Regions from separate parts of the Homo sapiens genome. Here region 2 is linked to region 1. Evidence: chromatin loops called from intact Hi-C (ENCODE). Cell type or tissue: PC-3. All regions are shown on one strand. Each heading gives the region's core, and the rest is flanking DNA. Links, peaks and the distances in the headings are about the cores only.

The links. Hi-C counts contacts between places; a loop is a spot of excess contacts. Peaks named below come from ENCODE experiments on the same cell type or tissue, not always from the same donor. Only the 100,000 strongest peaks of a DNase experiment are listed, where the experiment ranks them.
Region 2: it touches region 1 in a loop (8-fold over the local background); 2 of 110 quality-filtered maps call a loop at or near these places.

What each region holds. Positions count from the first base shown.
Region 1 is chrX:49,155,621-49,171,309 of GRCh38, forward strand. It overlaps MAGIX (MAGI family member, X-linked), which reads left to right and starts at 7,138. Exons shown (of 6, transcript NM_024859.4): 1 at 7,138-7,318; 2 at 8,163-8,309; 3 at 9,087-9,169; 4 at 9,243-9,470; 5 at 9,570-9,741; 6 at 10,454-13,154. The coding sequence starts at 7,270. The coding sequence ends at 10,779. It overlaps LOC105373195 (a long non-coding RNA gene), which reads right to left and starts at 658. Exons shown (of 3, transcript XR_007068230.1): 1 at 346-658. RefSeq lists cis regulatory regions at 1-988, 769-784, 8,327-8,827, 10,746-11,246, 11,546-12,126, enhancers at 10,353-11,295, 11,122-11,411, 11,552-11,641, 11,692-11,741, 11,752-11,881 and 4 more and silencers at 679-998, 8,117-8,226. In PC-3, for the core only: CTCF peaks have their summits at 8,233 (motif pointing left) and 8,435; DNase peaks (open chromatin) are centred at 8,301 and 8,641; H3K4me3 peaks cover 2,625 bases; H3K27ac peaks cover 1,547 bases.
Region 2 is chrX:49,095,187-49,110,875 of GRCh38, forward strand. It overlaps a transcript of WDR45 not described here. Among named protein-coding and RNA genes, the nearest start is that of GPKOW, 21 kb to the right of the region's middle. RefSeq lists an enhancer at 5,358-5,437. In PC-3, for the core only: a CTCF peak has its summit at 6,563; a DNase peak (open chromatin) is centred at 6,115; H3K4me3 peaks cover 2,201 bases; H3K27ac peaks cover 1,055 bases.

The sequences.
Region 1 (15,689 bases), core at 4,329-12,328:
CCCTGGAGAATGCTACTTCAAAATTTGGCTCCTGTGGGGAACATCGCACACCGGGGCCTGTCGTGGGGTGGAGGGATGGGGGAGGGATAGCATTAGGAGATATACCTAATGTAAATGATGAGTTAATGGATGCAACACACCAACATGGCACATGTATACATATGTAACAAACCTGCACGTTGTGCACATGTACCCTGGAACTTAAAGTATAATAATGATAATAAAAAAAATTTGACTCCCGAACCTTCCAGAGCACACCCTTTAATCAGCCTCTAACCGTCATCCCATTCCTGACATCGCAAGCCCCGCCCCCATGGGCCTATAGGCTCCATCCCCATGACTCACATTTCAGGCCTGCCCCTTCGCTGCGTGCTCGCCCCCAGCACTCTCCAGGCCTCAAGCCCTCGGAAAGGACCCTCAAGGCCCCGCCGACCAGAACGGGGATCCAGCTACGCACACTCAACTAATCTGGCCCTCACCTACTGCGATAACCCTCAAGGAATATTCTAGGATAACCCCAAGGATCCTTCGAAGCATCCTCCGAAGCATCCTCCGATCCCCGCCCTCCCAAATCGCGCCCCTTGGCCCCACCCAAGGCAGGGCAGTAGCTGCTGACCCCCCAGGCCTGCTCCTCTGAACCCAGCTCCTCTCCGAACCTGCCCCCTGGGAGGCCCCACCCCCGTCACACACCCTCCTTCCGGCGCAGGCGCAATGTGGCGCCCGCCCTGTGTACTAGCGCCGCCACATCGACCGCAGCCCTCGCAGCCAGGGGGCGCGCGTCCAGCCGCGCCAGGAGCGGAAGGGCGCTGGGGCACGCGGGCGGGAGGGGCCCAGGCCTGCGCGCAAGAGGGGACAGGTCAACGCCGACCATCGGCCTCCGCCAACCCCCATGCTTCCGGACGCTCAAAGACTAGAAATGCCCCTCAGGATACCCGGCGACCCCTGGCCACTCCCTCGGTAGTTTCGGAGGTCACTGCTGTCCCTCCCCTCTCATGCGATCCCCGACCATCGCGGGTAGCGGGTGCACCCCCAGCCTGCTCTCACGGTGTCCCTGGAGATCGCTGTTTGACTGCAATAGTCCTAGACACCTCCGAACACCCCGTGAGGTCCTCGACTGCCCCCTAATCACCCTGGATGCCCAACTCTTCATCCACGATATCTCAGGGGACCCATTTCCCCCAGATATCCCGGGAGAACACGGCCTGACCCCGTAGCCCCGGAACCCCCAATTCCCCCTCTAGGTATCCTAGGCAACCGCTGCTACCCCCATGAATTCCCTCAGAGGGCCCGTTCCCCCCATGGCCCACATACCTCCAGAGTCCCCCTCCACAGGTCCCCAGGGGCCCCCAGCTCCCCTCCCCCCAGTTCACTAAGACCCTGAGTGCCCAGGTGTCCCCAGTGACCACGGGCAGACCCCTCCCCGCACATCTGCACGTCTCCCTGGAGACTCCTGAGAGCCCCTCCCCTGCTCTGGTGCGCGGCCCTTTCCCTCGTGTGTGGGTGTGGGTAGGGGACCTCCAGCCCAGCCTCCATCGCTGGGCCCCTGCCCCCTGCCACCTTCACTTGGGCGCCAGAGCCGCTCTGTTTACCACCTGTCAGAAGGAAAAGGTGTGGAGCAGACAGGCGGGACGGGGGTGGCGGCGACTCGCTCTGTCCTTCCCCAACATCCCCAATCCCTGTACTTCCTCTGCTCCCCTTAGGGTTCGCGGCGCCCCCTGTGCGCGGCTCCATGGCCAGTAGTCGGCCGGGTGGACGCAGGGCAGCCAGCGACGAGTTTTGAGCTCTGGGGCGTGCTCACCTGGTGACCCGCTCAGACCCTGGAAACAGGGTGGCGGGCCCGTGCCTGGTTCCTGTATCTGCGGGGTGGCCTATCTGGCGGCCAGCAAGGAGGCCTCCGTTAGCTGAGGACGCTGGGCTGGCTCCTTTTTCCACTCTGGGATGTTGCTATTCCAGCATAGGAAGGGGCAGTCGAAGCCCAGAGAAATTAGGGTACTGTCTGACCTCTGACAACTAAAAGCAGGGACGCAGAACTGGAGCCCGAGTTTACTAGGAAACTCTGCAATTTCCACCAGAGCTTTGCACAAGTAGGCACTCAGTATATTTGCAGGGAAAGTTTATCTCCCACTGTCCCTATTGGGAAACTGGAAATGTGTGGTGGGACTGAGTACCGTTGGAGCTTTTGGAGCCAAAGAATGGTTTGGTGCTCTGGGCATTATGAGGTTGCGGAACTCAAAAATTGGAGAGGGTGGGCTGGGCGCGGTGGCTCATGCCTGTAATCCCAACACTTTGGAAGGCCAAGGCAGGTGGATCACTTGAGGCCAGGAGTTTGAGACCAGCCTGGCCAACATGGCAAAACTCCATTTCTACTAAGATTATAAAAATTAGCCAGGTGTGGTAGTGGGCATCTGTAATCTTAGCTACTCGGGGGGCTGAGGCAAGAGAATCGCTTGAACCTGGGAGGCGGAGGTTGCAGCGAGCTGAGATCGTTCCACTGCACTCCAACTTGGGTGACAGAGCAAGACTCCCTCTCAAGAAAAAAAAAAAAAAAAAGAAAAAGAAAAAGAAAAGAAAAGAAAAAAAAATTGCAGAGGGCAGGTCCCTTGGAGAGTGGATGAGAGATGGGACCCAAAATTGAGGAGGCTGTGAATGAATGCATTGGAGTTGGATGGGACACTAGCTGATGTCAGTGGAGGAATGAGGCCTCTTCTATGTTTGAAAAGGGGAGTGTCTGGGGACATAAGCCCCAAGCAGGGAGCATTCGGACACAGTGTGACTGTAGTGGAAGGAGGAATGGGATTGCAGTGAGAGAGGGCCTTTCACCACTACTTTGCCAAATAAGAAACTCAGGGTCTGAGAGGCTCAGGGACCTGCCTAGGTCCCTGCAGCAAGCCAACAACACCAGTTTCAGGCAGCTTACCTACAAGACTCACTTGGTTAGTGACTATTTCACTATGGCTGTGGACACACTGTGTCCTAATGTCCATTCTGGCTGGTTGTGCAAGCCTCTCCGTTCACCTTTCAGAGACCCAGTATCCTCATAGGTGAAAGGGTCTGAACGGTTCCTGCTTTCATTCCACCTGCAGTCCCCTGCCTCTTTCACCTCTGACCTGACCTTGTCTAAGGGGGGACACCCTGGACCTCCTTCACTGCTCCTCCCAATTCTTGTTGAGACTTCCACACCTGAATCTGGAGAGGGCAGCTTCCAATCTGGGGCTCCAGGTTTTAAGAACCTGTGGATGTGAGAGTGAGGTGCTTACACACTGTGAAGGAGAGCTTGAGGCTCTGTAGCTCCATGCATGGGAGGGTCTTGCAGACTGGGGCATTGTCCAAGGGCCGAGGACAGATGGACAGTGAGGGGAGGCATCCAAGCACCAGGTAGAATCTACTAACATCGATCAGGGAGCTTGCCAACTGGATGGGAAACTGCTTCCAGGCTGGGAGGTATTCAGGCTTGGGGAATCATGAACGAATGAAGGGGTCCAAGGACATCCTCAGGGGACGTGAATTACAGGGGCGGGGGCCCAGGATGCTGGATAGGTGTTCACTGAGACAGCTGACACCAGCAGGGCTGAAATTACAGGGGCAGGGGCCCAGGATAGGTGTTCACTGAGAGAGCTGACACCAGCAGGGCCGAAATTCCAGGGCCAGAGAGTAGTGTATGTGTCACTGAGGCTGCTGGCAGGGTTAGGGGTGTAGAGAGGATGCAGACATGAGGGAGGAACTCCAGCCACTGCATTGCCTGACACCTCAATGTACCTCTCTGGGAAGTGGGGGTGATGAGATATGCATGGTAAGACTGTCAAGAGAGTTCGGAACAAAGCTTCCAAATTGCTGGTGTTGTGCCAAGCCAAGCTATTTGGTAGCAGTGTTGGTGCTTATCTTTAATATTGATTACAATGACACTATGGGGGAGCAAACCCTCACTTAGCCCTGCCCCACTGTGGATTCAAATCAATGCCCCTCTTAGCCTCATCCATTTGTGAATACAACCCAATTACCCAGCTGGGCACGGTGGGTCATGCCTGTAATCCCAGCACCTTGGGAGGCAGAGATGGGCGGAGTTTGAGACCAGCCTGGCCAACATGATGAAAACTTGTCTCTACTAAAACTGCAGAAATTAGCCGGGCGTGGTGGTGGGTGCCTTTAGTCTCAGCTACTTGGGAGGCTGAAGCATGAGAATTGCTTGAACCCAGGAGATGGAGGTTGTAGTGAGCCGAGCTCGCACTACTGCACTCCAGCCTGGGTGACAGAGCGAAACTCTGTCTCAAAAAAAAAAAAAATCATTTAAAAAAACCCTAATTACCCCTTTTAGCCTCATGTAATTCAAGAATTAAGTCAATTTCTCTCACAGCCCCACCCAATTCATTAATTTAACAAAAGATTGTATTTATTTATTTATTAGAGACAAAGTCTTGCTACATTGGCTAGGCTGGTCTGAAAATTCTGGCCTTAGTGATCTTCTCACCTTGGCCTCCCAAAGTGCTGGAATTACAGGCGTGAGTCATCATGCCCAGCCTGTTTTGAGAATTTATATTTTATTTTTTTTAAAGACAGGGTCTTGCTCTGTCACTGAGGGTGGAGTGCAGTGGCATGATCACAGCTCATTGTAACCTCTAAGTCTTGGGCTTAAGTGATCCTCGTGCCTCAGCCTCCCAAGTAGCTGGGACTACAGGTGCATGCACTACACCCAGCTGTTTTAAGTTTTGAAGGGGTTGAGATATAATTGACTTCAATTTGATAGGTTTTGAATATGTTTATGTCAGTGAAACGATCACTACAGTGAAGATACTGAACAGGCTGGGTGTGGTGGCTCACCTCTGTAATCCCAGCACATTGGGAGGCAGAGGTGGGAGGATTTTTTGAAGCCAGGAGTTTAAGACCAGCCTGGACAACATAGTGAGACCCCCCCACCCCAGTCTCTACAAAAATGTAAAAAATTTGCCAGGCATTGTGGCACATATGTGTAGTCCTATCTGCTCAGGAGGATCCCTTGAGCCCAGGAGTTTGAGGTTACAATGAACTATGATTGTGCCACTGCAATCCATCCTGCATGACAGAATGTGACCCTGTCACTTAAAAAAAAAAAAAAGAAATACTGAGTATAACTATCTCTGCCAAAAGTTTTCTCCTGCCCTTTGTATTTCCTCTTTCCTGCCCTTTTGGCCCCCTCCCTCCAGGCAACCACTAATCCACTTTCTGTCACTGTATATCAGTTTGCATTTTATTAGATTTTTATATAAAAGAAATCATACAGCATGTGCTTTTTTGGAGCGTGGGTCTGGCTTGTTTTACCATAATTATTTTTGAGATTCATCCAAATCCTTCATTGTTTTTTATTGCTGAGTTGTATTACCCTGTATGTGTATACCATAGTTTGTTAATTTATTCATCTATTTTTTTCATTGAAAATTGTTTTCTTTTTGAGAGATGGGGTCTCACTATGTTGCCCAGGCTGGTCTCAAACTCCTGGGCTCAAGCAATCCTCCTGCCTCCACCTCCAGCCTCCCAAAGTGCTAGGATTACAGGCATTAGCATTTTTAAAATAGAGACAATGTTTCTATGTTTTTAAAATAGAGACAATCTTTCACTATGTTGCCAAGGCTGGTCACCAACTCCTGAGCTCAAGCGATCCTCCCACCTCAGCCTCCCAAAGTGCTGCGATTACTGGCCTCATTCAACTATTAATGGACATTTGGGTTATTTCCAGTTTTTGGATATTAACAAATATTATGGACTGAATTGTGTCCACCCATAAATATATATATATATATATATTTGTTGTTGTTGTTGTTGTTGTTTTGTTTTTTTGAGAGAAGTCTCGCTCTTATCCCCCAGGTTTGAGTGCAATGGCTCGATCTCCACTCACTGCAACCTCTGCCTCCCGGGCTCAAATGATTCTCCTGCCTCTGCCTCCCAAGTAGCTGGGATTAAGTCACCTGACACCACGCCTGGCTAATTTTTGTATATTTTAGTAGAGATGGGGTTTCACCATGTTCGCCAGGCTGGTCTTGAACTCCTGAACTCAGGTGATCCACCCGCCTTGGCCTCCCAAGGTGCTGGGATTACAGGCGTGAGCCACTGTGCCCAGCCATAAATATATATGTTAAAGCTCTAACCTCCAATGTGACTGTATCTGAAGATAGCTTCTTTAGGAGGCAACTAAGGTAAAATGAGGTCACTAAGGTGGAGCCCTAACCAGATAGGACTGTGACCTTATAAGAAACAGAAGAGAGAGATCTCTCCCTCTCTCTGTGTGTGCCTCTCTCACGCCTTTACTCTCCTTCACTCTCTTAATTCCATGTGAGGACACAGCAAGAAGGCAAGCATCTGCAACCCAAAAGGAGAGACCTCACCAGGAACCAAATTGGCTACCACCTTGATCGTGGACTTTCCGGCTTCCAGAACTGTGAGAAACTTATGTTGTTTAAACCACCCAGTCTACGATATTTTGTTACAGTAGTTCTAAATGAATAAGACAGGAAATAAAGCTGCTATGAATATTTGTAAGACAAGGCTGTGTAAATGTATGCTTTCTTTTAGATAAATACGCAGGAGTGGAATGGCTGGCTCATATGTGTACGCTTAGTTTTTAAAGACACTACCAAACTGTTTTCTAAAGTTGCAGGCCGGGCACGAGTGGCTCACGCCTGTAATCCCAGCACTTTGGGAGGCTGAGGCGGGCCTCGCCTGTAATCCCAGCACTTTAGGGAGTTCGAGACCAGCCTGACCAACATGGAGAAACCCCGTCTCTACTAAAAATACAAAATTAGGGGGGCGTGGTGGTGCATGCCTGTAATCCCAGCTACTCAGGAGGCTGAGTCAGGAGAATCACTTGAACCCGGGAGGCAGAGGTTGTAGTGAGCCGAGATCGTGCCATTGCACTTCAGCCTGGGCAACAAGAGCGAAACCCTGTCTCTAAATAAATAAATAAAGTTGCAATATCATTTTACATTTCCACCGGAGGTATAGGAGTTCCATTTCCTCCATATCTTCAGCAACAGTTGGTATTGTCAGGCTTTTAAATTCTAACTAGGACCTTTAGTTAACAGAGTGCGGCGCCTGCAGCAGAGTGAGGCCAAGCACTCCTCCTGGCTCCTACAGCCAGGCCTCCTTGCTGGCCGCCAGGTAGGTCACCGCGCGGGTCCGGGAGCCAGGCACGGGACCCGCCAGCTTCAGCCTCCAGGGCCTGGGCGGGCCGCCAGGTGAGCGCGCCCCAGAGCTCAAAATTCGTAGCTGGCAGCCCTGCGTCCACCCGGCGGACTACTGGCCATGGAGCCGCGCACAGGGGACGCCGCGGACCCTAGGGGGAGCAGAGGAGGTACAGGGATTGGGGTCGTTGGGGAAGGACAGGGCGAGTCGCCGCCATCCCCGTCCCGCCTGTCTGCTCCACACCTTTTCCTTCTGACAGGTGGTAAACAGAGCGGCTCTGGCGCCCAAGTGAAGGTGGCAGGGGGCAGGGGCCCAGCGATGGAGGCTGGGCTGGAGGTCCCCTACCCACACCCACACACGAGGGAAAGGGCCGCGCACCAGAGCAGGGGAGGGGCTCTCAGGAGTCTCCAGGGAGACGTGCAGATGTGCGGGGAGGGGTCTGCCCGTGGTCACTGGGGACACCTGGGCACTCAGGGTCTTAGTGAACTGGGGGGAGGGGAGCTGGGGGCCCCTGGGGACCTGTGGAGGGGGACTCTGGAGGTATGTGGGCCATGGGGGGAACGGGCCCTCTGAGGGAATTCATGGGGGTAGCAGCGGTTGCCTAGGATACTTAGACGGGGAATTGGGGGTTCCGGGGCTATGGGGTCAGGCCGTGTTCTCCCAGGATATCTGGGGAAATGGGGTCCCCTGAGATATCGCGGGCGAAGAGTTGGGCATCCAGGGTGATTAGGGGGCAGTCGAGGACCTCACGGGGTGTTCGGAGGTGTCTAGGACTATTGCAGTCAAACAGCGATCTCCAGGGACACCGTGGGAGCAAGCGGGGGTGCACCGGCTACCCGCGACGGTCGGGGATCGCGTGAGGGGAGGGACAGCAGTGACCTCCGAAACTATCGAGGGAGTGGCCAGGGGTCGCCGGGTATCCTGAGGGGCATTTCTAGGTCTTCGAGCGTCCGGAAGCATAGGGGTTGGCCGAGGCCGAGGGTCGGCGTTGACCTGTCCCCTCTTGCGCGCAGGCCGCGGCCCCTCCCCGCTCGCGGGCCCTAGCGCCCGGCAGCTCCTGGCGCGGTTGGACGCGCGCCCCCTGGCGGCGCGAGCTGCGGTCGACGTGGCAGCGCTGGTACGCAGGGCGGGCGCCACATTGCGCCTGCGCCGGAAGGAGGGTGAGTGACTGGCGCAGGGCCTCCGCTGGGGGAGGGTTCGGAGAGGAGTTGGGTTCAGTGGGACAGGCCTGGGGGGTCAGCAGCTACTGCCCTGTCTTGGGTGGGGCCAAGGGGCGCGACTTGGGGCGGGGATCGGAGGGTGCTTCGAGTGGGAGGAGCCTTGGGGTTATTCTAGCATATTCCTTGAGGGTTATTGCAGTCGGCGAGGGCTAGATTAGATGAGAGTGCGGAACTGGACCCCCGTTCTGGCGGCGGTCCTTTTTGAGGAGGCAGGGCCTGGAGAGTGCTTGGGGGGCGGGCACGCAGCGAAGGGGCAGGCCTGAAATGTGAGTCACGGGGGTGGAGCCTATAGTCCCATGGGGGCGGGGCTTGAGATGTCAGGAATGGGATGAGGGTTAGAGGCTAATTAGAGGGCGTGCTATGGAAGGTTCAGGAGCCAAATTTTGGAGTAGCATTCTCCAGGGTGGGCCGAATGGTGTTGTTTGAGGGATGTGTTCTGCGTGTTATTAGAGGGAGATAGGAAGGCCTGGAAGATTATTCACATGGCTGAGCCCAGGATTGTTTATTAAGAAGGTGGGGTCAGAACAGTTAATTTGTTTGGGCTGAGAACCTTTAAGATTACTTGAGGGGATGGTGCGTAAATGGTGGGCCAGTTTGTATATGAGCTGCAGGGGCAAGACAAGTAGATGAGGCTAGAATGTTAACTCAGGGAACAGGTCCTAGGTAGTTTCCATGGCATGTCCCCCAACAGCCCTCTCCACTGCTTTTATCTCCCAGCTGTTAGCGTGCTGGACTCTGCGGACATAGAGGTCACAGACAGTCGCCTGCCTCATGCCACTATTGTGGATCACCGGCCCCAGGTACCATCTCATCCTTCTATCGGAGGCCTCCTGCCTCAGGGCAAACTATGTACACCTGTGTCCTTTATTCCAGCACCGTTGGTTAGAGACATGTAACGCACCTCCCCAATTGATCCAGGGTAAGGCACGTAGTGCTCCGAAGCCATCCCAGGCCTCTGGTCATTTCTCTGTGGAGCTGGTTCGCGGTTACGCAGGCTTTGGCCTCACCTTAGGTGGGGGCCGGGATGTAGCTGGGGACACTCCGCTGGCCGTGCGCGGGCTGCTGAAGGATGGCCCAGCACAGCGCTGTGGTCGTTTGGAGGTGAGCCCTGAAGCCCCTTCCACTGGTAGGTGCTATCCCTGCCTTTGTTGGGGTGCTCTCCTTTTGCCTTTCCAACACGACTGCATTGCACTCCTCCAGGTCGGGGACCTCGTGCTCCACATCAACGGAGAGTCAACGCAGGGCCTCACCCATGCCCAGGCCGTGGAGCGGATCCGAGCTGGAGGCCCCCAGCTCCACCTGGTTATTCGTCGGCCTCTGGAGACCCACCCTGGCAAGCCTCGAGGGGTGGGAGAGCCCCGAAAAGGAGTTGGTGGGTTTCCCAAGGGAGAGAAGTCAGAGATCAGTGAGGAGAAGGGAGAGGTTCACAGAGTGGAGAAGCTGAGATTCTGGGTGGGAAGGGTTTGGTGGTCTCTGTGGGGAGGGTCTGCAAGAGGTCATGGTATTCTCACAAGTAGGGGCAGGGAGGGGTACAGGGTCCCAGGATAGGAATAACGTAGGGGCAGGGAGGGGTGTCAGTCTCGAGGATAGGAATTTCAGAGGGTGGGTTTTCCAGGTACTGGGGGAAGAGAAGGGAAGGGGTCTAGGATAAAAGCAAGTGTTTGGAAGGAAGGGTCTTAGTTCTCAGAGGCGAAGGCAGAGTGGATCTTAGCCGGGGGAAAATGGGATGGGGATCCAGAGGGTAGGGGGTCTAGTTCTGAAAAACAAAGGGTCGGTGGTTTGGGAGTCAACGGAGGTGGGATGAGAGAGGAGAGAGCAGGGGCTCCTAGATGAGCGGGGTTTGATTTCCTTTGGAGATTGTGGGAAATGATTTCTGAGGGGCATGTTCTGGATCCAGGAGGGGAGGGGTCTCGGGAAAGGAGGTGTCGGGGTTGTGAGGGGTGGTGCCGATCCCAGAAGGCCTGGAGGGGAGATTTCTCTAAGGGTCAGGGTCTCATCTCCCGCAGCCTTTGGGTTCTCCTGTCCATCCTCAGCCAAAGGCCTGGATTTCCCTTCCCTACTTCACCACCCAATCTAATCCGTAGTCCCGTCATGGCCAGATCGCAGCCCAGATCCTGGAGGGCCGGAGGTAACGGGGTCTCGCAGCAGCAGCACTTCCCTAGTTCAGCACCCTCCATCCCGGACGACGCTCAAGAAGACCCGGGGCAGCCCGGAGCCTAGTCCAGAGGCGGCCGCCGATGGCCCCACGGTTTCTCCTCCTGAGCGCCGCGCTGAGGATCCCAACGACCAGATCCCGGGTTCCCCGGGGCCCTGGCTAGTGCCCAGCGAGGAACGGCTCTCGCGGGCCCTAGGGGTCCGGGGGGCAGCGCAGCTCGCTCAGGAGATGGCAGCCGGAAGGCGGAGACACTGAGCCTACCTCTGACAGCGCGGGGCTCACTAGTTACCGCCCAACCTGGATCCGGCGCGTGTGGCCGCTGGGCACTTGGCACCTCCCCAAGAGCTTCCACTTGGTTTGGTCCCCCCACCCGCTGCTCAGTGGCTCTGACCACACTCCCCTCGCAGCGTCAGTGGTACGACCCTTCCAGCCGGCTAGCCTGCGCTTCTGGTTCTGGGAGGGGGAGGTAATAAAATGGTTCGATCCGGTCTTGACTTGCCAGGCGCTCGAGGCGGGGTGGGGCTGCCCGGGCCACTCTGTAAAGGAGCAGGTGGGTCGATCCTGCTTGAGTAATCGCTGACGAGCTTCGTGCTGCTGCTTTCCTGCTTGCACATGTTATCTTTGCTTCTGCCGGTCCTCAGTCTGGCGTGCTTTCTTTTTCTCTTCGCCGTCTCCTGCTCCTCTCCTTATTCATTAATTTCACCTTTTTGGAGGTGTACAGGGTCTCACACATAAATTATTGTGCATGGCATGGAGAATGCAGAGGTGAGCCTGTCGTGGCAGGACTGCACCAGTGTATCCACAGTCCTGTCTCGGAATCATACAGACCCTCAGCTGACGTCGGGATAGCAAGGCTAGAAGCCTAGAAGCAGGGCAGCTTCCTTCGCCAGAGGCCTGCGGTCTCCCACTTCCGGCCTAGTCTGCCAGCTTTTGCTGGCACGTAGGCTACCACTCTCCGGGCACCGGCTGGGGTCCTGGAGCCCCCTTTGGGGCGGAGTGGGGAAGGTGTGAGTCAGCGCCCCTGGACGGGCCGGGCTAAAAAAGGCTGTTAGAACCTTTGGGCCGTGCCCCCATTTTCCGTACATGGTGAAGAACTGCAGCCGGGCTTGTGTGCACACGCCACACACTGGGCGTTCCCGGCACGGGAGAGGCCCAGAGTTTCCTTCACCCTGGGAACAGAGCCCTACAGCCAGGGCTTATATGGCCAGCGGGACTCCAACCGGGGTAGCCGCGAGGAAGGCGCTGGCAGAGGACAGAAATGTCCAGTCACCTCCGCTGTCACCACATCCTGAGCACTCGGCCCCATCCCCCCACAGGAGGGAAGCTGTGGTCTGACGGAATGGGCAACTTTCGCCCCTGTGGGGAGGGGACGGGGAAGGAAGAAAGAATTTAAAGGACCGGAATGCGAGAGTCCAGGTGGCCTTGGAGAGGAAAGAGGAACGGTGAAGACAAGCTGCGAGAGCTGGGAGCTGGAGGGTGAAGAGGTGAACACTTGAGTGGTTAGAGCTGTAGATAGACATTGTGGGGAAGTGTGCCAGGGTGGCTTCCAGCTACCCCTGACTTAGAGCCTGGTGGAGGTGTGGTTCTTCAGAAGTCAGCAAAGGGCTCAAGAGCCCCAGTCTATAAATACAGTCACACCCAGGAGACTAATAATAGTAACCCCAGCCACCATGTACTTAGTTTTATCCCTGCTACTGGCTTTATTGCAATATTTATTTTCATCTACAATAGTTGCACATCTACTCAACTATCCGAATATGTCCATTTCGCAGAGGAGGAAAGTGAGGCCCAGGGAGTGCAGATAGCTACAGAGAGGAGGGTCAAAGCACGATTTAATCAAGGCCTGATTCCCAAGTCTGTCCTCTCAATTTCACCTGCATTGACAAGTATTAATTGAACCCCAACTGTATATGTTGCACTGTGCTAGGTACTGTGGAGATGCTGGAGGAACAAGACATAAAATTTCTTTGTGTAGCTGATGTATGTAATGAGAGTAGACAGATGTCAGACAAAAAAGACGAGAAAATGAATAAATAAAAAACCAGGCCAGGCGTGGTGGCTCACGCCTGTAATCCCAGCACTTTGGGAGGCCGAGGCTGGTGGATCACGAGGTCAAGAGTTCAAGAGCAGCCTGGCCAAGATGGTGAAACCCCGTCTCTACTGAAAATACAAAAATTAGCCAGGTGTGGTAGCAGGTGCCTGTAATCACAGCTACTCGGGAGGCTGAGGCAGAGAATTGCTTGAACCCAGGAGGTGGAGGTTGCAGCGAGCCAAGATCGCACCACTGCACTCCAGCCTGGGTGACAGAGCGAGAATCAGTCTCAAAAAAAAAAAAAAAAAAAAAAAAAACTTCAGGCCAGACATGGTGGTTTGTGCCTGTAATCCCAGTACTTTGGGAGGCGGAGGCGGGTGGATTGTTTGAGCCTACAAGTTTGATACCAGCCTGGGCAACATAGACCTTGTCTCTACAAAAAGTTTAAAAATTAGCTGGGAGTGGTGGCTCATGCCTGTAGTCCCAACTACTTGGGACACTGAGGTGGGAGGATCACTTGAGCCTGGGAGGTCAAGGCTGCAGTGAGCCATGATTGCACCATTCCACTCTAGCTGGAGTGACAGTGAGACCTTATCTCAAAAAAAAAAAAAAAAAAAAAAAAAAGGCCAGGCTCGTGGCTTACATCTGTAATCCCAACACTTTGGGAGGCCAAGGCAGGCGGATCACCTGAGGTCAGGAGTTCGAGACCAGTCTGACCAATATGGAGAAACCCCATCTCTACTAAAAATACAAAATTAGCCTGGTGTGGTGGCACATGCCTGTAATCTCAGCTACTCAGGAGGCTGAGACAGAAGAATCGCTTGAACCCGGGAGGTGGAGGTTGCGGTGAGCCAAGATTGTGCCATTGTACTCCAGCCTGGGCAACAAGAGCAAAACTCCTTCTCAAAAAAAAAAAAAAAAAAAAAAGACAATTTCAGAGAGAAGTGAGAGTCATGAAGCTATGAAGCTAGCAAAAGGAGGTTACATTGTGGGAGATGATGGTGAGCTTCTGGCCTCTTTGAAGACATAACTCTTGAGCTGCAACCTGAATGACCAGAAGCCAGGTATATGAAGCACTGAGTGAAGGGCATTGACAGCAGGGGGAATAGCAAGTGCAAAGGTGTTGAAGTGGAACCAGGTTCATCTTGTTTCAGAAATTCAGACGTGTCCTCACAGAGTTGGAAAGCACATACTCATCACTAGGAAAAGTATGTTTCATCCCTTCCACTATTCACTCACTCTTCCGGCAACCGGGGCTGAAAGAGGGGAGCTCTTTCCTTAGTTTTGAGGGGCCCTGTGTTGGCAGAGAGAGCAGGCAGGCCCTTGGGTTGAATCCTCCTGGCCATCCAGTTATGATTCTCCCCCACTTCAAATGAGATGAGAATAAAAACAACTTCTAGTCTGGAGAGTGTGTCCCTCAGGGTACCTCTGGGATCCTGATTCCAGGAGACGAGATGCATGTCTTAGATGCAGAAATTAAGGCTGAGCTGGGGGAAATTACTTGCTCAAAATAACACACTTAGCCAGGCGCAGTGGCTCACGCCTGTAATCTCAGCACTTTGGGAGGCCAAGGCGGGAGAATTGCTTGAGGTCAGGAGTTCAAGACCAGCCTGAGCAACATAACGAGACCTTGTCTCTACTAAAAAATAAATAAATACAAACAAAGTGTCTACAAATGTCACCCAGCCTTGCACCCCAGGAGCCATCCATTCATCTTGCCAATCCCCCAGAAATAAACTTTCCTATTCCTCATGTACGATTGTGCTGACTGGCCCCTCTCTTCAGAACCAGGAAACTGAGGCCCAACATTTAGGGCCAGGACTTCCTTGGGATTGCAGAACACAGAATCAGACCTTGGGCTCTCTGGGCTCTAACACTACTACAAAATATGTTTTTTTAAAATAGAGACAAGCTCTCACTACGTTGCCCAGGCTGGTCTCGAACTCTTGAGCTGAAGTGATTCTCCTACCTCGGCCTCCCAAAGTGCTAGGATTACAGGCATGAGCCACTGCTCCTGGCCTTGGGCTCTAACACTTGAAACAATGCTTGCCCTATTTCTGAGCAACTCAATGCTCACCAACCCCTATTCTCACACAGCCTTTACACTGGCAGGGTCTTATTCTCATCACTGCTCAGAGGTTTATTCCACTGTCCACAATCCATTATCCAAAAACAAAAAGCTCTGGAAACTGATGGTTTTCCCACAAGATAGGCACTATTTGGTTACAAAACCTGACCTGATCTAACGAGGAACAATTTTCTTTCTTCCTTTCTTTTTGTTTTTCCTTTTTTGGAGACAGGGTCTTGCTCTGTTGCCCAGGCAGGAGTGCAGTGGTCTGATCATGGTTCACTGCAGCCTTGAACTCCCAGGCTCAAGCAATCCTCCCACCTCAGCCTCCCGAGTAGTTGGGATTACAGGCACGTGCCACCATGCCTGGGCTAATTTTTTTCTTTTTTCTTTTTTTTTTTTTTTTTTGAGACGGAGTCTTGCTCTGTCGCCCAGGCTGGAGTGCAGTGGCGCAATCTTGGCTCACTACAACCTCCACCTCCCAGGTTCAAGCGATTCTCCTGCCTCAGCCTCCTGACTAGCTGGGATTATAGGCGAGCGCCACCACACCCGGTTCATTTTTTGTGTATTTTTAGTAGAGACGGGGTTTCACCATGTTGGACAGGCTGGTCTCGAACTCCTGACCTCGTGATCTGCCCACCTCGGCCTCCCAAACTGCTGGGATTATAGGCTTGAGCCACCGCGTCCGGCCGCCTGGGCTAATTTTTAAAATTATTTGTAGAGATGAGGTCTCACTGTGTTGCCGAGGTTGATCTCCAACTCTTGGGCTCAAGCGATCCTCCCACCTGAGGCTCCCAGAGTGTTGGGATTACTGGCATGAGCCACTGCGCCCAGCCGAGGAACACTTTTCAATCCTTACCCAGTTATTGTGAACGTTCATACCTTTTCTTGAAGAAATACCGTTTTTGTTGTTGTTGTTGTTTTTGAGACGTAGTTTCGCTCTTGTTGCCCAGACTGGAGTGCAATGGCATGATCTTGGCTCACCGCAACCTCTGCCTCCCGGGTTCAAGCGATTCTCCTGCCTCAGCCTTCCGAGTAGCTGGGATTACAGGCATGCGTCACCGT
Region 2 (15,689 bases), core at 2,637-10,636, 62 kb before region 1:
AATTGGCTACTTGACTTCAGTAATTTGTGAAAATTACTGTTGCGGCTGGGCATGGTGCCTCACACCTGTAATCCCAGCACTTTGGGAGGACAAGGTGGGAGGATTGCTTGAGCCCAGGAGTTCGAGACTGGCCTGAGCAACATGGCAAAATTCCATCTCTACAGAAAATACAGGCTGGGCACGGTGGCTCACACCTGTAATCCCAGAACTTTGGGAGGCCAAGGCGGGCGAGCCTCCTGAGTAGCTGAGACTATAGGTTCACACCACTACATCCGGCTAATTTTTTTTTTTTGAGATGGAGTCTTGCTCTGTTGTCCAGGCTGGAGTGCAGTGGCACGATCTCGGCTCACTGCAACTTCTTCCTCCCAGGTTCACGCCATTCTCCTGCCTCAGCCTCCCGAGTAGCTGGGACTACAGGCGCCCGCCACCACGCCCAGCTAATTTTTTGTATTTTTAGTAGAGACGGGGTTTCACCATGTTAGCCAGGATGGTCTCGATCTCCTGACCTCATGATCCGCCCACCTTGGCCTCCAAAAGTGCTGGGATTACAGGTGTGAGCCACCGTGCCCGGCCTTTTTTTTTTTTTTTTTTTTTTTTGAGGCGGCATCTCGCTGTCACCCAGGCTAGAGTGCAATGGCGTGATCTGGGCTCACTGCAACCTCCGCCTCCCGGGTTCAAGCAATTCTCTGCCTCAGCCTCCTGAGTAGCTAGAATTACAGGCGCCAGCTGCCAAGCCTGGCTATTGTTTTTGTATTTTTTTTTTTAGTAGAGATAGGGTTTCAATAAGTTGGCCAGGCTGGTCTTGAATTCCTGACCTTGTGATCCACCCACCTCGGCCTCCCAAAGTGCTGGGATTACAGGCATGAGCCACCCTGCCCGGCCAAGTTTTACATTATTAAGCTATCCATGTTCTCTTGGGAACTGAACTTTTTTTCCTCTTGATGCTCTGGATTTGACATTGCACTTGACTTTTTATGTAGTAACTGACATGTGCCAGAGTTGGCATCTTCCCCCAAGTCCAAGCATCATGAGTAACTCTTGCTTATCTCTCTCTCTCTCTTTTTTGAGACAGGTTTTGCTGTCACCTAGGCCGCAGTGCAGTGGCGTAATCATGGCTCATTGCAGTCTCAACCTCCTGAGCTCACTCAATCCTCCCACCTCAGCCTCCCATGTAGCTGAGACTACAGGCACGCACCACCACACCCAGCTAAATTTGTTTATTTTTGTAGAGACTAGATCTCACTATGTTGCCCAGGCTGGTCTTGAACTCTGGAGCTCAAGCGATCCTCCTGTCTCAGCCTCCCAAAATGTTGGCATTATAGGCGTGAGCCACTGCACCCTGCCTTGCTTATCTTTATAGATTCAAATGGTAGGCATTTCCCATCACCTAATTCCTTTTTTTGTTATTGTTGAATAGGGTCTTGCTCTGTTGCCCAGGCTAGAGGGCAGTGGCCCAATCACAGCTCACTGCAGCTTCAATCTTTTGGACTCAAGTAATCCTCCTGCCTCAGCCTCACAAAGTGCTGGGATTACAGGCATGAGCCACCAGGCTTGGCAAGTGATGACATTTTTTATTTTTATTTTTTGAGACTGAGTTTCGCTCTGTCGCCAGGCTGGAGTGCAGTGGCACAATATCGGCTCACTACAACCTCCGCTTCCTGGGTTCAAGCGATTCTCCTGCCTCAGCCTCTCAAGTAGCTGGGACTACAGGTGCACACCACCATGCTCGGCTAATAAGAGATGGGGTTCCACCATGTTGGCCAGGATGGTCTCCATCTCTTGACCTCGTGATCCGCCCACCTCGGTCTCCCAATGTGCTGGGATTACAGGTGTGAGTTACTGCGCCTGGCCAGCAAATGATGAAATTCTTATAATTTAAATGGCTACAGACTTAAAAGGCAAGCTATATACATTGAAGCACTTTTTTTTTTTAGCATTTGTACTTTTCAAATAGACCCATTCTTTTATTAATAAGCTAAAGATTTTCTTTTCCTCCCCCATCTTCTTTATTTGTAAATACTTTTGGGTGTGTTTCTTTTAGTTAAGTATGCACAACAGATAAGAAAGGGTGTGTTTCTGTTATTTATTTGAGATGGAGTTTCACTTTTGTCGCCCAGGCGCCCACCACTAGCCCCAGCTAATTGTTTTTTTTTTTTTTTGAGACAGAGTCTCGCTCTGTCGCCAGGCTGGAGTGTGGTGGCGTGATCTGGGCTCACTGTAGCCTTCACCTCCTGGTTTTAAGCGATTCTCCTGTCTCAGCCTCCCGAGTAGCTGGGACTACAGGCACGTGCCACCATGCCCAGCTCATTTTTTGTATTTTTAGTAGAGATGGGGTTTCACAATGTTGGTTAGGATGGTCTTGAACTCCTGACCTCAGGTGATCTGCCCGCCTCGGCCTCCCAAAGTGCTGGGATTACAGGCATGAGCCACCGCGCCTGGCCTCCCCCAGCTAATTTTTGTATTATTATTATTATTATTTTTTTTTTTGAGATGGAATTTTGCTCCTGTTGCCCAGGCTGGAGTACAATGGCGCAATCTCGGCTCACTGCAACCTCTGCCTCCCAGGTTCAAGCGATTCTCCTGTCTCGGCCTCCAGAGTAGTTGGGATTACAGGCGTTAGCCACCACACCTGGCTTATTTTTTGTATTTTTAGTAGAGATGGGGTTTCACCATGTTGGTCAGGCCGGTCTTGAACTCCTGACCTCAGGTGATCCACCTGCCTTGGCCTCCCAAAGTGCTGGGATTACAGGCACGAGCCACTGTGCCCGGCCTATTTATTTATTTTTTGAGATGAGGTCTCTGTTGCCCAGGCTGGAGTGCCGTGGTGTGATCATGGCTCACTGCGGCCTCTAATTGCAAGGCTTAAGTGATCCTCCCACATCAGCCTCCTGAGTAGCTGGGACCACAAGTGTGTACCACCAAACTGGGCTAATTTTTTGTAATTTTTGTAGAGACGGTGTCTCACATTGCCCAGACTGGTCTCAAACTCCTGGCCTCAAGTACTCTCTCTTTAAAAAAGATAATACTGCAGGGCATGGAGGCTCATGCCTGTAATCCCAGCACTTTGGGAGGCTGAGGTGGGCGGATCACTTGAGGTCAGGAGTTTGAGACCAGCCTGACCAACATGGCAAAACCTGGTCTCTACTAAAAATACAAAAATTAGCCAGGAGTGGTGGCGAGCACCTGTAAATCCCATCTACTCGGGAGGCTAAGGTGCGGGAATTGCTTGAACCTGGGAGGCGGAGGTTGCAGTGAGTCAAGACCGTGCCACTAAACTCCAGCCTGGACAACAGAAGGAGAACCTATCTTAAAAAAAAAAAGAAAAAAAAAAGGTAATAAAGGCTGGGTGCAGTGGCTCATGCCTGTAATTCCAGCACTTTGGGAGTCTGAGGCAGGAGGATTGCCTGAACGCAGAAATTTGAGACCAGCAGGGCAACATTGTGAGACCTCATCTCTACAAAAAGTAAAAAATTAGCCAGGTGTAGCGTGGCGCACCTGTACTCCAAGCTACTTGGGGGGCTGAGGTGGGAGGATGGCTTGAGCACAGGCTGTCCAGACTGCAGTGAGCCATGACTTCACCATTATACTCCAGCCTGGGTGACAAAGAAATACCCTGTCTCTACCCCCCCACCAAAAAATGAGTTAATATAGCTTATTGTATGTTTGGTTATACTGTAATCTTTAGAACAAAATCCCAAACAAAAACAATGCACCCCTCACTTCCTATGGCATCTGAGTGGCGAAACTGAAGTATATACAAAGTATTATATGAAACGGAAGTATATACAAAGTATTATACAAAAGTGAAGTATACATGTTACAAAGCCAGCCACTCTCAGAAACATCCAGAGGAGGGGCCTGGCACAGTGGCTCATGCCAGTAATCGCAGCACTTTGGGAGGCCCAGGTGGGTGGATTACCTGAGGTCAGGTGTTTGAGACCATCCTGGCCAACATGGTGAAACCCCATCCCTACTAAAAATACAAAAATTAGCTGGGCGTGGTGGTGCGTGCCTGTAGTCCCAGCTACTCGGGAAGCTGAGGCAGGAGAATCGCTTGAACCCGGGAGGCAGAGGTTGCAGTGAGCCGAGATCACACCACTGCACTCCTGCATGGCAACAGAGTGAGACTCCATTTCAAAAAAAAAAAATCCAGAGGTGACTAATTGCCCGGACTTCAACTGAACCTTTGAAGAGTGCTACCCAGTACTCCAGTTCCCACACACTCACAGTTAAAATAGCAACCTTTTTCCTCATTCCTGAGAAAAGAGGGATAAAATAACAATCTAAGAGAAAAGGAAAGAACAATGTTTCTGGGGCGGGCGTAGTGGCTTATGCCTGTAATCCCAGCACTTTGGGAGGCTGAGGCAGGCGGATCACGAGGTCAGGAGATCGAGACCATCCTGGCTAACACGGTGAAACCCTGTCTCTACTAAAAATACAAAAAATTAACCGGGCGTGGTGGCGGGCGCCTGTAGTCCCAGCTACTCAGGAGGCTGAGGCAGGAGAATGGCGTGAACCCGGAAGGTGGAGCTTGCAGTGAGTCGAGATCGCGCCACTGCACTCTAGCCTGGGCGACAGAGCGAGACTATGTCTCAAAAAAAAAAAAACAAAAAAAAACAAAAAAAAACACACAGTGTTTCTTGGGACCAGACCTGATATCAACGTTGTTTCTTGGGACCAGACCTGATATCAACGTTGTTTCTTGGGACCAGACCTGATATCAAGGTTGGCTGTTTTCAGCAGTGGAGGCAGCACTACGCTATTGGAGTTTCTAAGCTAATTAAGGGAATTTTTTCCCACTTAGTGAAAGCTGGGGCCTCAGGGCTCAGGCTTCCTAACATTTTGGGCACCCAGTTAAAAGATCAACAGTCCCCTGTCCCTTCAGCATGTGACTCACCCCAGGGCAATGAACTGGGCCCACGGCTCCATCTGCATCTATATCCCTGTAAATCATGGATTTATACATATTGGTGCATACGTTTATAATGCTTGCAATATATACTTCCATTTCAACTTACATATATATAAAATGTAACAATTTCTTTTCTTTCTTTTTTTTTTTTTTTGAGACGTAGTTTCGCTCTGTCGCCCAGGCTGGAGTGCACTGGCGCGATCTCGGCTCACTGCAAGCTCCGCCTCCCGGGTTCACGCCATCCTCCTGCCTCAGCCTCCTGAGTAGCTGGGACTACAGGCGCCCGTCACCACGCCCGGCTGATTTTTTGTATTTTTTTAGTAGAGACGGGGTTTCACTGTGTTAGCCAGGATGGTCTCGATCTCCTGACCTCGTGATCCACCTGCCTCGGCCTCCCAAAGTGCTGGGATTACAGGCGTGAGCCACCGCGCCCGGCCAAAATGTAACAATTTCAACCTGTAAAAAGATAAGTGGTCACCTTACCTATGATGTGGATTAAATAAGACGTGTCAACGCAGCCATCCTGCCCCATCCGACCAGACCTTAATGCTCCAAAACCATCAGTTTGCGCCTGGAAAACTGGGGAAAGTGTTTATTCCCTTACACAGGCTTCGCCAAAGGCCCTGACACTTAGGGCTTTTTCACTGCTGCAAACGTTGGACCGGCTTGTGAGAAGGAGTACAGTTAATCTAACTTTGGTATACTGTATCCAGAGACCACAGAGGGCTCGCTCTGCGATTTATGGTGCGAGGAAGACCAGACACCCGCTGTGCCCGTCCTACTCCTGCAGATCAAACTCAAAGCCACACTTTCCGGAGTGAGAAACGGGACAGTAAATGAACGCAGGAACCACGGTGCGCAGGCACAGAACCCCGCTGGGTTTGCTACGAAGGTTGAGGTGGAAGCGCCCAGCGCACCAGGCGCCACGGCCCGGTGTGTGACCTCACTAACCTCCACCAGCGCGCACCCTGTCCTGCCCCTTCACGGGCGAACAACCCCACACGAGGCAGTGGTGTGGGAGCCAGTACCCGGAACCGTAAAAGCACGACTTTCCCGGAGCCCAGGCACTGAATGGCACCCACTGCGCATGCCCCAGAGCGGCGACGAATGGGAGCCCGGAGCGCAGGGGCGGAGGCGCGCCCGGGCAGCTACCGAGAAGCGCCAATCAACCATCGACCAATCAGATCATCACCGTCAATCGTCATCGACCAATCAGAGCCCACCGCGCCCCGGCCTTAAGCCAGTTGCTTGTTCCGCGGCGGGAGGGTTGGGTCAAGACTAAGCCTTCGGGGGAGAGGGCAACGCGGTGGGCGGGAGAGAGGCCGAGGGCCGCTCGGGTCTGGGAGTGCCAACAGGACGGGATGGGCACGAGCATGCCGGGCCCCGCGCGGGGGAGGGGCTCTTTCCTTACCCCACACAAAAAGGTGTGCCCGGGTTGGCTGCCCCTGCCCAGTGTTGTGGCTCCATGTGGACGCTTTCGTGCGCGCGTCCCTGCCCCGCGCGCGGCAGGCCATTCCAGGCTGTGGGCTGCGGGCTCTGGGGTCCGAGGGTCGGACACGCTGGGGAGTGGACACCCCTAGGGTCACACAGACAGGGCTTTGGACACCCACAGGGGCACACACATTGGGGAGTGGGCACTCCTGGGGTCACACAGACCGAGGTGCAGGGATGTAGGGGGCGCCCGTCCAGGGGTAGTTGGTGGTGGCTGAGGGTGAGGGCAAGGTAAGGACTGGGAGGAGATTTCTGGTTCCCTGACTGGGCCAGGGTTTTCCTGTGCAGGTGAGGGGAGTAGGCCGGGGCCTCTCGTTGGTGGGGAGGGCTCCAGGAGCCTGTCCCAACCCTGCAGGCCTCTGGCTGAGCCTCACAGAAGGGAGCTCTGAGATGGGCTGTGCAGCAGGGGAAAGAAAAAGAGAGGTCGGTCGCCTGTTCTGGGTTCTTGACCATCCACCAGTGGTGGTGGAGCCTGGAAGTCTGAGGGAGGAGGGTGAGGAGGCGCTTGAGGGACGGGGGGAATCTAGGCGTCAGGAATGATAGTTCGTTGATCCAAATTACCCAGTAATGGATAATTTTAACACGTGCCAACCTCTCCTGATTACGTGAATAATTTCACTGCGTCTTCACAACAACCTTAACTACTATTATCATCGTTGCGTTCTGGATGAGAGACCTAAGGCCCTGTAGGGGTTACCAGAAGGCACACAGCTGAGCAGAGCCAGGGCCAGGGTCAGGCTGTGCACTCTGGACTCTGTGTTCTGACCATGCGTCACTGACTCTACAGATGTCTCTCCTTTCTGTGCTCACCCTGTCCTCATTCCGCCCCCGGCAGGACAGAGGGCCCCTGAAGCATCCATTTGCCCACAGCATCAGTGAACTGTGTAGAACTCTCTGTGCAAGGGAGCTGGCCCCTGTGCACCCTGAGTCGTTTTTCTTCTCTGGCTCCCCACGCAGGGGCAGTGAACAGAGGACAGGGAAGCTTTGTAGGAAGAGGGCAGTAAATCACAGCATAGTTATCCAGACTGCAATTATTTACTTAGTGCATTCAGGGTCTTGTATTAGGTGGTGGGGATTCCGCGCTGAACCAGACAGACAAGGGTCCTGTTCCTGCCTGCCCTCGGGGTGTGTTTTGGGAATTCCTCCTTGAGGGTGCTTTGGCACTGAATGGGCAGAGGTCTGGTGCTGGGGGGCTGTCCCACACCAGCAAGACTTGTAATGTACATGAATGTGAATGTCATTTCAGGATGGTAAAAGGAGGCCTTTTCTTTTTTTTTTTTTTTTCTGAGACGGAGTTTCGCTCTTGTTGCCCAGGCTGGAGTGCAATGGCACGATCTTGGCTCACTGCAACCTCTGCCTCCCAGGTTCAAGTGATTCTCCTGCCTCAGCCTCCCTAGTAGCTGGGATTACAGGCATGTGCCACCACGCCCAGCTAATTTTGTATTTTTAGTAGAGACAGGGTTTCTCCATGTTGGTCAGGCTGGTCTCGAACTCCCGACCTCAGTTGATCCACCCACCTTGGCCTCCCAAAGTGCTGAGATTACAGGCATGAGCCACCGCGCCCGGCCGAAATGTTTCTTACTAAAAGGGCGTACTGGATCTGAGGGTTGGGAAATGACACTTCCTTATGTCAGGCCTGTCCCAGGAAGCACCCCGCAGTCGGGTACGGAGGGCCATGAGGATAGTACGGTGAGGGGAGGAAGAGGATATAGCAACGTAAATTTTGCCATCTTGGCCTCAGTTTGGTTTTAAAGGACAGCAGCTGGACCTTCCCTATGTGTAGGACTCAATCAGTGGGGCCAGGGTGTGGAAGACAGCCCTGTGTCTTATTACCTACTCAGGGCCTGAGGTGTGGCAACCAGGATCTTGCAGGGAATGCCTTCCCAAAAAGAAGCAAAATACAGAAGATATAAACAGGAAGCCAGGCATAGTGGCTCACACCTGTAATGCAAGCACTTTGGGAGGCTGAGATGGGAGGATCCCTTGCACTCAGGAGTTTGAGACCCACCTAAGCAACACAGTAAGACCCTGTCTTTATAAAAAAATTTTAAAAATTATCCGGGTATGGTGGTGTGTGCCTGTAGTCCCAGCTACTTGAGGGGCTGAGGAGGGAGGATTGCTTAAGCCTGGAAGTTCAAGGTTGCAGTGCACTGTGATCATGCCAGTGCACTCCAGCCTGGGTGACAAAGCAAGAACCCTGTCTCAAAAAAAAAAAAAAAGATATAAACAGGAGGTGATTCATCTGGTGCCCCTGGAGGTTGGAGACGAAGGTGATGGGGTCTATCCCAGTTCTTGGGCGTTCCTGGTGTTTACTGTGTAGTAAATTACTTCTGCTTCCAGCTGTGCAGACAAGCAAACAGAAAAGCTGGATTAAAGCTGCTGTTTTTAAGTCTATTTGAAGGCCCAGGAGAGCAAATTATCTCTGAGGTATTACCTCACCAAATACTGGCATCCAGTGCAGAAAAGCAAGAGTTGATGGAGACACATAAAAAACAAACAAGCTCGGCTGGGCACAGTGGCTCACGCCTGTAATCCCAGCACTTTGGGAGGCTGAGGTGGGCTGATCACCTGAGGTCAGGAGTTCGAGACCAGCCTGGCCAACATGGTGAAACTCCGTCTCTACTAAAAATACAAAAATTAGCTAGGTGTGGTGGCGGGTGCCTGTAATCCCAGCTACTCGGGAGGCTGAGGCAGGAGAATCACTTTAACCTGGGAGGCAGAGGTTGCAGTGAGCTGAGATCGTGCCACTGCACTCCAGCCTGGGCAACAGAGCAAGACTCTGTCTCAAAAACAAACAAACAAAAACCAAAACAACAAACAAACAAAAAACAAACTAGCTCTGGCCGGACGTGGTGGCTCACGCCTGTAATCCCAGCACTTTGGGAGGTGTGTGGATCACCCGAAGCCAGGAGTTCAAGACCAGCCTGGCCAACATGGTGAAACCCCATCTATACTAAAAATACAAAAAATTAGTCTGTCGTGGTGGTGTGTGTGCCTGTGGTCCCAGCTACTGGGGAGGCTGAGGTGGGAGGATCACTTGTGCCTGGGAGGCAGAAGTTGCAGTGAGCTGAGATTGTGCCACTGCACTTCAATCTGGGTGACAGAGTGAGACCACGTCTTATTAAAAAAATAAATACAAATATTAGTTGGGTGTGGTGGCATGGGCCTGTAATCCCAGCTACTTGGGAGGCTGAGGTGAGAGAATTGCTTGAACCCAGGAGGTGGAGGCCTCAGTGAGCCGAGATCACGCCACTGCACTCCAACCTGGGCAACAGAGCAAGAATCTGTCTCAAAAAAAAAACAAAAACAAAAAACAAAGGCCAGGCGCAGTGGCTCACACCTGTAATTCCAGCACTTTGGGAGGCCCAGGCAGGTGGATTACTTGAGGTAAGGAGTTTGAGACCAGCCTGGCCAACATGGTGAAATCCTGTCTCTACTAAGAATACAAAAATTAGCTGGGCATGGTGGCCCATGCTTGTAATCTCAGCTGCTCCAGAGGCTAAGGCACAAGAATCACTTGAAACCCAGGAGGCAGAAGTTGTAATGGGCCGAGATTGCACCATGGCACTCCAGCCTTGGCAACAGAGTGAGACTGTCTCTAAATAAATAAATACATACATACAGACAGACATACATACTAGCTCCAAATTACTGATGCCAATCAACAGTAATAAAAAATATGAATGATATGAAACGTGATATTAAAATGATTAGTAAATCACTATAGTCCATAATGGGAAAACTCATTCCATTATGTACTAAAATAACAAAAATCGGGCCAACACTTTGGGAGACTGACGTGGGCAGATCCCTTGAGTTCAGAGGTTCGAGACTAGCCTGAGCAACACAGCAAAATTTCATCTCTACAAGAAATATAAAAATTAGCCAGGTACGGTGGAACATGCCTGTGGTCCCAGCTACTCGGGAGGCTGAGGTGGGAGGAAGAGGATGGCTTGAGCCTGGGAGGCGGAGGCTGCAGTGAGCCGAGATCACGCCACTGCACTCCAGCCTGGGCAATAGAGCCAGACCTTGTTTTTTTTTTTTTTTTTTTTTTTAAATCATTCTCATACCTTGATAAGGAAATACGCAACTTTTAAATGTTAATTTAGAAAATAACCAGCAAATGTAGCAGATTTTTAGTGTCCCCTAAATTAGTGTTCAAGGGGATCAATCTGGACGCAGAGAAAGAAGTAAAAAAATGGAGAACAGGCCAGGCACAGTGGCTCACGCCTGTAATCCCAGGGCTTTGGGAGGTTGACGGAGCCGGATTGCTTCAGCCCACGAGTTCAAGACCAGCCTGGGCAAAATGGCAAAGCCCAATCTCTATGGAAAATAAAAACTTTTAAAAATTAGCCCACCATGGTGGCACTGGCCTGTAGACCCAGCTACTCAGGAGGCTGAGGTGGGAGGATCCCTTAAGCCCAGGAGTTGGAGGTGGCAGTGAGCCATGATTGCGCCACTGTACTACAACCTGAATGATGGTGAGACCCTATCTCTAAAAAGAAAAAGAATAATTTTATCTTGGCCCCCATGTGGCACCTCACAGCTTGGGAACAACAATTTCTCACGTTTCCTCAGCTCCAACCACCACTCACAAGCTGTGTGACCTCGAGCAAGGCACCCAAGCTCCTCTGGACCTCAGCTTCCCTGTCAGTACAATGGGGATAACAATAGTGCTTACTTTATGGGGTCATTTGTGAATGTGAGATGAGTTAATAAATGGAAAGCACTTAGAAAAACCTCTGGAACCACTGAATCAAACTGGATATCATTATTGATCCCTCATTCAATCCTTCAATACCCATTTAGTGTCGTCTGTCCAGATGCTGCAGATACGCCTAGCACACAGTGACTGCTCAGCGAACAGTGTCACAATGAACATGTGCAATGGCCTTGAAGGCCACATTGGGACTTGCCCTGATCAGCAGGTTGGAGGTGCTCCAGGCCCGAAGCTTAGCTGTGAGTGGGGACATGGGAGGGAGGTTGGAACTACCACTGCAGAAGGGGCTCTGAACCTAGGTTCAGGAGAGAGGCTTTGAACTTGCATGTGTGGGGAGCCATGGAAGTTTCCAGGAAGGACTGCAGGTCCCACCTGGAGATGTGCAGTTCCTCCTTCAGGTACCTGGGAATGTCAGTCACACCCCAGACCTGCTCAGCTCCTCCAAACTGCTGTTCCTGTATCTGAGAGCTTCAAGTCCCCAAATGGCCTATCTAATACATGGGGAAACTGAGGCCTGGGGAGGCCTGGGGACTGAGCTAGCATTCACTTGTGGAAATAGTCTGGCATCACCTGAAGAAGTTAGAGACATGCAAATCCTACGCCCTCAGATTCCCCTCTGAGAGTCTGCGTGCCTATGTGAACCAGGAGACATGTGCGGGAGTGAACACTGCAGTGTTACTCCAAACAGCAAGAACCAGAAACAGCCCAAAGGGCCGTTACAGGAGAATATGGACACCCAGGCTGCACATGCACACCATGGAATGCTGTATGGCAGTGGAAATAAATGAACAGCTACCCCTACAGGCAAACAGGAATCATAGCAACAGCTGGGAGTGACGGCGTGAAGCAGAGGGACAAGAATGTGCACTCATGCCCGGTCTGCCTGGCTTACAATCCTGGCTCTCTGCTTGCCAGCTAGAACTATCATGCAAATCATTTAACCACTCGGTGCCTCAGTTCCCTCATATGTAAAATGGACATGGTAACAGTGTGTATCCCACAGGCCATTATGAGGATTTAAATGATTTAAAGGATTGTGGGCTGGGCACAGTGGCTCAAGCCTGTAATCCCAGCACTTTGGGAGGCCGAGGTGGGTGGATCACCTGAGGTCAGGAGTTCAAGACCAGCCTGGCTAACATGGTGAAACCTCGTCTCTACTAAAAATACAAAAAAAAAAAAAAAAAAAAAAAAAAAATTAGCCAGGTGTGGTGGCAGGGGCCTGTAAACCCAGCTACTTGGAAGGCTGAGGCAGGATAATCACTTGAACCTGGGAGGCAGAGGATGCAGTGAGCTGAGATCGTGCCACTGTACTCCAGCCTGGGCAACAGAGTGAGGCTTGGTCTCAAAAATATAAATAAATAAACAAACAAATAAATAAAGGATTGTGAATGTAAAGGGGACAGAACAGTGCCTGACACACACATCAAGTGCTACATGAGTGTTAAGAGAAAGCCGGCTGGGTGTGGTGGCTCACGCCTGTAATCACAGCACTTTGGGAGACTGAGATGGACGGATCACCTGAGGTCAGGAGTTCGAGACCAGCCTAGCCAACATGGAGAAACCCTGTCTCTACTAAAAATACAAAAATTACCTGGGTGGCGGGCACCTGTAATCCCAGCTACTCGGGAGGCTGAGGCAGGAGAATCGCTTCAATCTGGGAGGTGGAGGTTGCAGTGAGCCAAGATTGTGCCACTGCACTCCAGCCTGGGTGACAGAGCGAGACTGTCTCAAAACAAACAAAAAAACAAAAAGAAAACCAGAAGCCGGGTGCAGTGATTCATGCCTGTAATCCCAGCACTTTGAGAGGCTAGGGCAGGAGGATCGCCTGAGGCCAAGGGTTCAAGACCAGCATAGGCAACATGGCGAGACTCTGTCTCTATTAAAAATTTAAAAATTAGCCAGGTGTGGTGGGATGCACCTGTAGTCCCAACTACTCAAGAGGCTGAGGGGCGAGGAATACTTGAGTTTGAGGCAGCAGTGACCTATGATTGCAGCACTGCACTCCAGCCTGGACAAAAGAACAAGAACCTGTCTCAAAAAAAACAAAAACAAAAACAAAAAAAAGATAAATCTAGAATGTCCAGTGGGGAAAAAGTAAGTTTCCAAAGATTACATAGTGTTATGGTTTGATGACTTGTACCTCTCAAACCCAGCACTTTGGGAGGCCAAGGTGGGTGGATCACCTGAGGTCAGAAGTTTGAGACCAGCCTGACCAACGTGGTGAAACTCCATCTCTACTAAAAATACAAAAATTAGCCGGGCATGGTGGCGGGCACCTATAATTCCAGCTACTCGGGAGGCTGAGGCAGGAGAATCGCGTGAACCTGGGAGGTGGAGGTTGCAGTGAGCTGAGATCGTACCATTACACTCTAGCCTAGGTGACAGAGCACTACTCTGCCTCAAAAAAAGAAAAAGAAAAAGAAATGTAATTGCCATTGTAACAGTATTAAGAGGTGAGATCTTTAAGAGGTCATCAAGCAAGCAAGAGAGAGAGAGAGAGAGAGAGAGTCTTTTTCTACCACGTGAGAACATAGTGAGGTAATCTGCAAGCCAGGAAAAGAGTCCTCATCAGAAATGACCCTGACAGACCTTGTTCTGGGAATTCTAGCCTGCAGAACTGTGAGAAAATAAATTTCTGTTGTTTAAGCCAAAAAAAAAAAGTGGTAATCAAGAGGCCTCATGAATGGATTACTGCTGTTATTATGGGAGTGGGGAGTGGGTTTCTCATAATAAAATGGGTTCAGCCCCCTCTCTGGCCCTCTCTTACTCTTTCCCCCTCCACTATGGAATGACACAGCAAGAAGACCCTGGCCAGATGCTGCACCTAGATCTTGGACTTCCCAGCCTCCAGAACTATAAGGAATAAATTTCTATTCTTTATAAATTACCCAGTGTCATGTATTTTGGTACAACAGCACAAAACAGACTAAGATGTATACTTTTTTTTTTTTTTTTTTTTTGAGACGGAGTCTCGCTCTGTCGCCCAGGCTGGAGTGCAGTGGCGCGATCTCGGCTCACTACAAGCTCCACCTCCCAGGTTCACGCCATTCTCCTGCCTCAGCCTCCCGAGTAGCTGGGACTATAGGCGCCCGCCACCACACCTGGCTAATTTTTTGTATTTTTAGTAGAGATGGGGTTTCACCGTGTTAGCCAGGATGGTCTCGATCTCCTGACCTCATGATCTGCCTGCCTTGGCCTCCCAAAGTGCTGGAATTACAGGCGTAAGCCACTGTGCCCAGCCTAAGATGTATACTTTTATACAGTTCAGAAACACCAAAGATGAAGCAAGATATTTAGGCTGCAGACTACTGACTTCTTGTATTCTCACATAGCTGAAAGAGGACGAGAGTCTCTGGGATGCCTTTTAAGGCACTGATCCCATCTATGAGGGCTCTGCCCTTGTGACCTAATTACCTCCCAAAGGCCTCACCCCTAATGCCATCACATGGGGCGGTTATGATTTATTTTTTTTTCTTTTGAGATGAAGTCTCGCCCTATTGCCCAGGCTGGAGTGCAATGGCGCAATCTCAGCTCACTGCAACCTTCCCCTCCCGGGTTCAAACGATTCTCCTGTCTCAGCCTCCCAAGTAGCTGAGATTACAGGTGCACGCCACCACGCCTGGCTAATTTTTGCCTTTTTAGTAGAGATGGGGTTTCACCATGTTGGCCAGGCTGGTCTCAAACTCCTGACCTCAGGTGATCTGCCCACCTTGGCCTCCCAAAGTGCTGGGATTATAGGCGTGAGCCAGTGCTCCTGGCCTCTACAAAAAATTTTTAAAAAATTAGCTGGGCGTGGTGGCACACACCTGTAGTCCCAGCTACTCAGTAGGCAGGAAGATTGCTTGAGCCCAGGAGATCAAGGCTGCAGTGAGCCATGATTGTGTCCCTGCACAATCAGCCTGGGAGACAGAGTGAGACCCTGTCTCCAAAAAAAAAAAAAAAAAAAAGGAAGCCTTGCTGGGCATCTAATGGGAAAATCTGTGTTCCCAACAATGGAAATCAGCTAGATTGACCAAAGCACCAGAGGAACAAATGTATTTAGAGTGGTTCTGTGTGCACATGGTGGGGGGTGTATGGCAAGTGGGGAGTTGTCAACTGGCAGTCTTTAGCAGTGGCTATATGGAGGCTTCTCATGATTTCCACTTCAGTCAGAACAAAAGCCATAGTAGTTCCAGTGGACTGACCTTACAGCACTACAGGATCTCCCTGACCTGACCTCCTACCACCTTCTCCCTCACTTACTCCCCTGCAGCCACACCAGCCTCCCGGCTGTTCCTCACACATGCTAGCAACAGTGCTACCACAGGGCCTTTGCACTTCATTTCCCCTGTCTAGACCGCTTTCCCCAGATAGCTGCATGACCATCCCTTACTTCCTTAATACCGTTGCTTAATGTCACCTTCTCTCTAAGGCTTTCTGTGGCCATCCTATTAATACTGCCCCTTTCCCCCATGGTTCTCAGCTTCTTATAACATCTTCCATCACTTACTTCTGCTTATTGCTCACTGTCTCAGCCCCAGTGGAGTGTCAGCCCCACAAGGGCAAGGATGTTTGTTTTGTTTGTAG